3 separate regions of the Homo sapiens genome follow, and all the other regions are linked to region 3. A link is a contact called in ENCODE Hi-C or POLR2A ChIA-PET data. All regions are on one chromosome and are shown on one strand. Each heading gives the region's core, a stretch centred on a gene start or an enhancer-like site at or near the end of the contact. The rest is flanking DNA. Distances are from core to core; before and after follow the strand shown. Region 1 has its middle 390 kb from the start of ADGRL2. Region 2 has its middle 420 kb from the start of ADGRL2. Region 3 holds the start of ADGRL2 (adhesion G protein-coupled receptor L2).

What was found. Hi-C counts contacts between places; a loop is a spot of excess contacts on that map. ChIA-PET counts read pairs that join two places held with the same protein, here RNA polymerase II (POLR2A). Pooled maps may share reads with other maps.
Region 1: a loop to region 3 is called in a map of heart right ventricle, with 9 times the contacts of the local background. The contact joins the enhancer-like site here to the promoter of ADGRL2 in region 3. A Hi-C loop is called at or near these places in 17 of 168 maps with a recorded cell type or tissue (GM12878, Right ventricle myocardium inferior, cardiac septum and 4 more), 2 of 37 single-sample maps with no recorded cell type and 21 of 50 pooled maps. POLR2A ChIA-PET finds 5 or more read pairs at or near these places in 1 of 52 experiments (SK-N-SH).
Region 2: a map of ascending aorta shows a loop between it and region 3 (7-fold over the local background). The contact joins the enhancer-like site here to the promoter of ADGRL2 in region 3. A Hi-C loop is called at or near these places in 5 of 168 maps with a recorded cell type or tissue (aorta, ascending aorta, chondrocyte and 2 more) and 7 of 50 pooled maps.

The regions. Positions count from the first base shown.
Region 1 is chr1:81,413,200-81,415,899 of GRCh38, reverse strand. It overlaps a transcript of ADGRL2 not described here. Among named protein-coding and RNA genes, the nearest start is that of ADGRL2, 390 kb to the left of the region's middle. RefSeq lists an enhancer at 1,122-1,416. Within about 2 kb of position 1,299, at least 4 of the 41 ENCODE cell types and tissues checked have a DNase peak (open chromatin) inside an H3K27ac peak, as active enhancers do; they include heart right ventricle, where a contact is called at or near this core.
Region 2 is chr1:82,224,239-82,226,938 of GRCh38, reverse strand. No RefSeq gene overlaps it. Among named protein-coding and RNA genes, the nearest start is that of ADGRL2, 420 kb to the right of the region's middle. Within about 2 kb of position 1,343, at least 4 of the 41 ENCODE cell types and tissues checked have a DNase peak (open chromatin) inside an H3K27ac peak, as active enhancers do; they include ascending aorta and mammary epithelial cell, where a contact is called at or near this core.
Region 3 is chr1:81,799,486-81,802,185 of GRCh38, reverse strand. It overlaps ADGRL2 (adhesion G protein-coupled receptor L2), which reads right to left and starts at 1,252. Exons shown (of 24, transcript NM_001366006.2): 1 at 1,118-1,252.

The DNA.
Region 1 (2,700 bases), core at 50-2,549, 390 kb after region 3:
CACTGTACTCCAGCCTGGGCGACAGAGCAAGACTCCGTCTCAAAAAAAAAAAAAAAGGAAAAGGAGATACTGTTCTTCAAATGTTTATTCATGTATTCATCCATTCAGCAGGTGTTTATTGATTTCCTAGTATGTGCAGGAATGCTGCCTCTATTAGTATTTCAGGACTAGCCCAGAAGGAAACATTCTCCTTTTTATCGCAGATGGTCACCCACTGAAGTCAGATGCTCTGATTTGGGTCATACTCGCAGGGAGTATTTGTAAGCCAAAGACATTAGCATTTACAGCTAATTCTTACTTTGTTGAACCGAGCTGTCCAAACTTAAAAGCATGTACTCAACTCTTTACCAACCATCATTATGAACTGCAGTGGTATCTCCCTTTCCTCTTATCGTATCTTTTTTTAGGGACCCCTCTCTTCCCCACTATTATTAAACTGGGTGTGTCTACATCCTGCTTCTTTTGTAATAATCTTTTGAACTTCTTTAATAAATTAATGGACTAGTCTGTAACTACTGAGGCCACTATTGAGTAATTTTAACAAAGACACACACACACTGGTGTTTCTTAATTAAGAATGTGGTGAGTAGATAAGGGTATTTGGCAGTAGTTGACATCAGCAAGTCATTCAAAATTCTTCCGTGATACTACTAATTTGTTTATAATAGCCTTTTAATTGCAACATATAAACAAAGACAAATGTGGGTTGGATTCTATGTAAAAAGTGTCAATCTTGTCTTTTCTGCTTAAAAGAGTTATAATTTCCACTTCTGGTGCAGTTGAAATAAGGAATAAAAGCTATATCCCTTGTGTTTGGTTGACAAGCTTTTAATGTTCAGGTTCCTTTTCTGAAAGGTGGCCTTTCTTTACACAACGTCTGTTGTCAGTTGGTAGCATTGTGTAGTCTAGGAGAAATCACAGAGATGCAGGTGTCTTATGAATAACCAGATGGGAAACGGAAGATGATCAAACTTCTTCCTAGACCCTATGAGTCAAACAGGAATGACAAAAGATTTTCCTTTGCAACTGGGAGGAGAGTGAAATCGAATTATAAAAAGTCTTGTATACAAATGACAATAATGCCTAACATAAGCCTCCTCCTTAAAGACAGGAAATCTGTTTTCTAAAGCTTTTCCCATCACCAAAATACAGCCAGAGTCTGCTATGAGACTCAGCAGCTGTTAAACAGTGCCAGAAACACTGATGAACGTCCAAGACATTTCCTTCAAGCAAAGTAATATCCTCCAAAGAGCACGTTCGGAGATCGTTCACATGGACTCAGAGGGGAGAGCGCCACCTATCGTATCACGGCGGCAGTGTCCAGGGCACCTGGCCATCCTTCCAGCCTCCCTTGCACCACCCACCAGCACATCCTGTTCTGCCCCAGAGAGCTGCTGATAGTAATGTTCTGAGATGGTCTGAAGTTCACCTAAGTGTGCTCATATCACGCTCTATAATGTGAGGAAAACACACGAATTTAAATCAGTTTTTAAAACAACCAGGCCTCTCTTCTCATTTACTAGAATGGAAAAAATTCACTTTTATTACCTCGAAGATGCCAAACAGTGCCATTTTATTACTGTGGGAAGCTGGAAGTCATTTCCGAACCCTTTTGGCAAGGGTGCTATGTAGAGCATCCAGTTCAGTCCTTTAAGTGTCTTCTGAGAACCACCACACAGACTGTGATTTACTGTCTTCAGGAGTTAAAGGGACCCTTTCTACCCTGAAACTGAAGAAAGAAAGGTGAAGTGTGTTTACCAAGCATCCCAATGAGACTTGCAAGAATATGATACAGCACAGAGTGGGGAGCCAGAGGTAAAGAATGCTTTGGTAACCCACGTTTTTCAGCATCTACTTTTGCATTGCTTTAAATGATTATGTTGGCAGCCTTTAGCAGTTGTGATGATTTTTGTATTTGATCAATTGGTCTTTAGGCGACTTTCACAGATATCTACACAGAGTGGCAATAGGACTCCTTTTCCCCTTCCTCTTTGATGTTTGCATCTTAAATAGATTTTTGGTACACTTCCACAGTAAATGCAGTGTCAGAGGGTAAATATATATGTGTATGTGTATGTGTGTATATACAGAGATAGATAACATACCACTGTGAAAAACAATTACATAGTCTATCACATAAAAAATGAGAAGCTGTCTGATAGTGTAAAAGGAAATCTAATAAACTCTTTTTCTTGACAAAAATCAGTGAACTACTGACCTCAAGTAGAAAGACCAATCTTTATTTGCCTTTATATTTTTAAACCCTGATAAGTAGTCATCCAAAACAACTCTCGAACGAGGACATGACATTTTTTTCTTGTAAACAACCTCACATCTTTCATGGAGCAATGTCTCTAGCAATTACATTCTTAATAGAATATTGTATTTATAAGCTATATCATAAGGGCATCCGTAATGGTAGCCTACAGTTTCCATGTCTTTTTTTTTTAAGTGAAATTAATGTTTTCTTACGATACTTTGGTTATTAATGACAAAAACATTTTTTTTCCTGCTCTGCCTGGTGAGTAAATACAACACAATACTTGGAGTGGATGAATTTATTACAATATTGGAAATATTATTTGGTCTGTTTCTTTTTGGGGCCAGGATGATATATCTGTTCTGAAGTAGAGGATTCACACTTGACGGTAGGCTTAGGAATTTATGCTGCTTTCATTGCTAAATCTAGCAGGGGTTCTA
Region 2 (2,700 bases), core at 94-2,593, 420 kb before region 3:
GTCATGCTGGGGTGAAGGTGAACCAAAGAGTGCCACAACTCCCAGGGTGAATGACTCCGACTGCAGAAAACTTCTCTTCTAAATAAGTAGTTAGACCTGAACAAAGATATTGGTGGTGCTTGCTACCCTAAAATTTTTAAAACTACTACGGTGATTAAGGTCTGTCATTATCAGAAAGGAGCCAGAGTCTCACAGCTTCGGTTAAAGGTCTATTTTGAGAGTTCACTGGAGGGGGACGTCAACTTTCTACTGCTTGATCTTATCTTCAAATCATGACACCACGATAGCAAGAATGTGGGCATTTTATTTTTTTATATATATTTTTTATTATACTCTAAGTTCTAGGGTACATATGCACAACATGCAGGTTTGTTACATATGTATACATGTGCCGTGTGGGCATTTTAAATTGGCATATTACATTAGAAAATAACTTTACACATTCACTCTTTATTGAAATAATCATTATCAGCAAACTGTTATATGGTGAACACCGCTATTTGAATTATGTTTTACTAAACAAAAGCCTTCCAGTCCTTTGAAACAACATGTTGGCCTGGGAGCAGTTTCTGCCTCACTATTTGGAGTGTGGACATGTTTGTGCTTGTCTCTTCTATTGCTTTGGGGATTTTCCCAATGTAAATCCTCTTGGGACTCAACTCTCCAGCTCTGTACAGATGTACTGCAACTGACTCTTTGTTTAAGATCCTGTATCCAGGTTTTTTTTTTTTTTAAACAGGAGTAGAAAGATTAGACACACTTCTAGGGGACCTATTGTGCATTGTGAGCACTGCATGCTTAATTGCAAAAAGGAAAAACAAAAAAACCAACAACCCAACTGCTTAATTTATGGATATCAGCAACAGGGCCAGTAATTTCGACATGGAAAGGGGAACTCTCATTATTCATAAAGTTGGCAAGAGTTTCTTCTGAATTTCAGACTGAACAAGAATCTCTTTGTTTTTCTCCAATTACTTTTTCAAACAAGCAAATTGAGTGCTCGTGGAAGGTGCTTGTTTTCCTAAATGAAGTCCTCTATTTCACCAATGAACAGGTGCAGCAGAGGCAGTGTCATTTAAGGTGTTAAAAACTTCCCCAAATTCCACTAGTATGCCTTAAGCTTAATCCAGATGCTCTATTTCTAGAGATCAATAAAGTTGAGCCTCTGTGGCCCTATCACTCTTGGTCTATTTTAGAACATTACCAGTAAAACCACCAATTTCAGTGGTGATTTTTCAGAATCAGCTGGGCCTGGAAATACACACATTACTTCTCCAACGTATTGCCTCATATAATTTTGACTCATTTCCTTCTTTACTTGGCCCAGAGCCATTAATATAGTAGAGACTGCTCAATGCCCTCCAACTAAAACAGAAAGTGTGCATTGTGGATGGTGTGGCAAAGCCAGTGCCAACAGCTCTCATCTTGGCCTTGCCTTAATTTTCTCCCAGTTCTCTTTCTGACCTCTCCTTTGACAGAATACACCCTTTGCCCACATAACAATAAATATTTTGTGGGATGGCCCAGGGATAGCAAAGAACCAAAATGAGCTCTATCTTGTGCCACACAGTCTTTCTAGAACACTATGAGAATTCAGTGGCAGTTTTTCACAAAGCTGTCTTCAGAGTCCCAAGACTTGGGGACCTTTTTCAGATAAGACTGCAGTGGAATAAGAAGTAAATTGCTATCTCAGAAATTAAATTCTCTTGGGTGGGATCCAAAAGGATTTGCTTTAATTATGAAAGTATTTTCAGAGGCAAATAGTCTTAAAGTGAAGTTTCAATGGACTGCAAACAGATTATCTTTAGCATGAAACATCTTAAGAAGATGAAGTCATGAGAAGTACCTGTTCAGCAAAAAGTAAAAGGAGTCCAAAGAAAATATATACACATGAGACTGGGCATGGTGGCTCTTGCCTGTAATCCCAGCACTTTTGGAGGCTGAGGCAGGTAGATCGCTTGAGGTCAGGAGTTCCAGACCAGCCTGGCCAAAATGGTGAAACCTGCCTCTACTAAAAATACAAAAATTAGCTGGTCTTTGTGGCACGTACCTGTAATCCCAACTACGGGAGAGGCTGAGGCAGGAGAATTGCTTGGACCCTGGAGGTGGAGGTTGTTGCAGTGAGCCGAGAGTTCGCCACTGCCCTCCAACCTGAGTGACAGAGTGAGTGGGACGCCATCTCAAAAAAAGAAAAAAAGAAAACATATGCACATGAAAAAATCATTTAAAAAATAAAAGTGTCAGTGCACAGTGATCCACTAAACAGAAGCATTCCATCCTAAATTATTCCATCAGAGCTTCTAAAATTTCCAAATGTAATAGATTTTTGGTTACCAGTAATTAAGTCTGGGTTCATGCCCACAAACTGAGAATAACATGCTCCCATATCCCATTACTACTTCCTTTAACAAAGCTTCCCCTGAATATTTTTCACTTTGTAACCCTTTTGGTTACTGAAATTACATTCACCAGAGTAGATTCATAGAAGGCATTTCATTCTTATTTCTGTCCTATCATTTGGGATGTGTCTGTTTTAACAGGATGTCCTGATTGTTACTGCCTCTTGTTTAGCAAAAAGCCAGTTTTGAATAGTCGTGTTTAGATTTGTGATGAGAGGATAACATACTTCTGTAAAATAAAGATGTATATAAACTGACAATCTGACTGTATATCCAGAAACCCTCTTGAGGAGTTTCCATT
Region 3 (2,700 bases), core at 3-2,502:
GGCCGCGCGGGGACAGGCGCGGAGGGCAGCGGCTACCCCGGCCGGAGAGGGCCGAGGCCGGCCGCGAGCGGGTCCTCGGCCGCCGAGTCCGCGCGGGAGGCAGCGCCGCAGCTCCCCGGCCGGACACGGCGCCGCAGCTCGGCGCGTCCTCCTGCTCGGCCGCCGCCGCCTCCAGCCGAGCAGCCAGCGCCGGGCGGCTCCTGGGGTTAAGTCAACATTTTCCCGCAGTTTCCCACACGCCGCTCTTCGAGAGAGGTCTTTCACACACACGCACACACCCCCAGACCGCACGCTCCCTTAGGAAAAAAAAATCGGGAATCAGAGCGAAAGGGGTGGTGGAAGCAAAAGCCTGACAGAGGTGCGCAGACTTGGGAGTCCCTTCGAAGCGACGGGCGGGAGGGCGCCGGGGGCGCGAGGCCAACTCAGTTTGTCAGGCGAAGCCCCTCAGCCCCCCGAGCGCCCGGCCGGAATAGCATCCCTCGCGCCGACCCTGCGGCCTGGGGCGGGAGGCGGCGGCGACCCCTCCTCACATTTCGGATCTCCCGGCCGGGGCTGAGCGGTGGCCGCTGCCCCAAGGAAGGCTGGCGGCGCAGACTCGGGCTCGGGGAAGCAAGGAGTAGCCGGGAAGAGCCACGCCACACACAGCAGCGGAGGGGAGATGCCCCCCAACAATCCCAAGGAATTCTCTGGTAAGCTCCCGATTTCGCCCCAGCACCTCTGCGTGTGTGTGAGCGGAGAGAGAGTGAGAGGGAGCGAGAGGGAGAGAGAGAGAGACGGGGGAATGCGAAGTCCTGACACAGACTCTCCGCGAGGTCTGAACTGGAGTCACCTCCAGCCTCCTCCTCCTCCTTCCCCCAAATCCGCCCTCCCCGCCAGTTGGGCTAATCATATAAACATACTAGCGTGTACAGCGTCAAAGGACAAATCTCTCCCTCCTGAGTTTTCCAGCAAGGGGCTCGGGCAAACTCAAAAGAAGATTACAGGCAGCTAAGTACAAAACGTGGAGCAGATAATCTATAACTCATTGTCGCCCAATGGCCGTTTTCCACTCCATTTGAGCAGCTGCTGCGGCTGTGCGCCCAAGCGGCGGGGAGGAGGAGCGAAAGGGGATACTTACGGGCTCGAGCCCTTCGGACGGCGGTGGCGGTGGCCAAGCAGCCGCCCGAGGACCAGGCCGGCCCCGGCTCCGCCGGCGGGGCGGCCGCAGGGCTGTCCGGGCGGCGGTGGCGGCGAGGGACGCGCGCGCACGGCCGTGGAACGCGCCCCGGAGGCGGCCTGCGCCAGCTCGCGCCCCTCCCCTTCTCTCCCCTCCCAGTCGGTTCGCGCTCCCCCTACCCCCAGGTCCCCGAGCTCTGCCTCCAGCTCCCCCCATTAACACACCCATTCAACCGCTAACCCCTAGCCCACCCCCAAACTCCACTCACTGCGCGCTGGGTCCTCCGCGCGCTCCGCCGGCGCGCGCTCTCCATCCTGTCCACACACATGCACTTTAAAAACATTTATTTTATTTCTGGAGTGGGTGAAGAGTATTTGGGAGAGCGCCGCGAAGCGCGGCGCTCCGAGGCTGAGCGCAGGGGGATGACCAGCGGCTCGGGGCCCCCTCCCCTCTAGGCCCAGGAGCTTGCTCCCGGCCTGGACTTCGGAGAGGCGCCCGGGATGCGTCTTTCACCCACCCCGTCTCCAGGTTTTCTCTTTTCTCCACGCACCGAGCCAGAGGCCCCGAAACTTTTAGTTTCCGTAGCCCTCCTTTTGTGTAACTGCATGGAGGAGAAAGAACGTCTGTTCGCCGCGGCTGCCTCCGTCCGGCTGCGGCGCGCGGGGGACGCTCCAGGGTTAATGCGTCTTTGATACCTGAGATTTCCGGCGCGCTCGTTAATGAAAGTTACATTTTTTTAAATTGCGATGATTTTTTTCTTTGTAGTTACGTAGAGCCAGCTAAACTTTGACTTTATTGACTATATTTCACAAGAGCGTTTTGTTTGTTTTTGATTAAACTCACCAGGATAAGCAAAGGAAGGAAAGGAGACTACAAGGCTCTTTACTCTCAAGTATAGTCACAGAGCTGTTAGGTCTGTTTCCCTCATTTCCTTACATTGAAACTGCCTTTGCTCTTGTCCTCTGAACACACTTCCTTGCCCCTCTCGGTTGGCAATGTCAGCAAACAGCCAGGCAGAGCCTACGATGGACCTAAGCTGAAAGGAACAGAGCAGGACAGGGCGAATCACGCTGGAAAAACGTTTAAAAGCCAGTTAAGTGTCCTGTGCATGCCACAAAATTCAAACATGGATTTTTTTTTTATTGCAAAATTTCTGAGCTGGAAGCAGCTATGTTTTCAGATGTATTTGTAAACCACTGATTCTACTAATGAATGCAGCCATCAATTAAATAAGCATATTTACCTTTTTTTCAAGAAAAAAATGATTCTCCAATATTTAAAACCTAGAAAGTAGGATAAAACTTAAGCTGCTTTGCTTTCAGAAACAATAGGTACTTTTTGGTGCTGCAGGAATGTTGCAAGCATCATACTTCAGGAATCATTCCAAACAATGTTATTAATATGTCAACAGCAGATTGTTCAAAATACATGAAGATCCTAAATACCTATCAGTATTTTGTCAGAAAGCCAGATAGGTGTAGTACTAAAGTAAATCCAATCCAACTACTGGTCAAGTTTGTTCTTGACTTGTAGGAAATCATAGG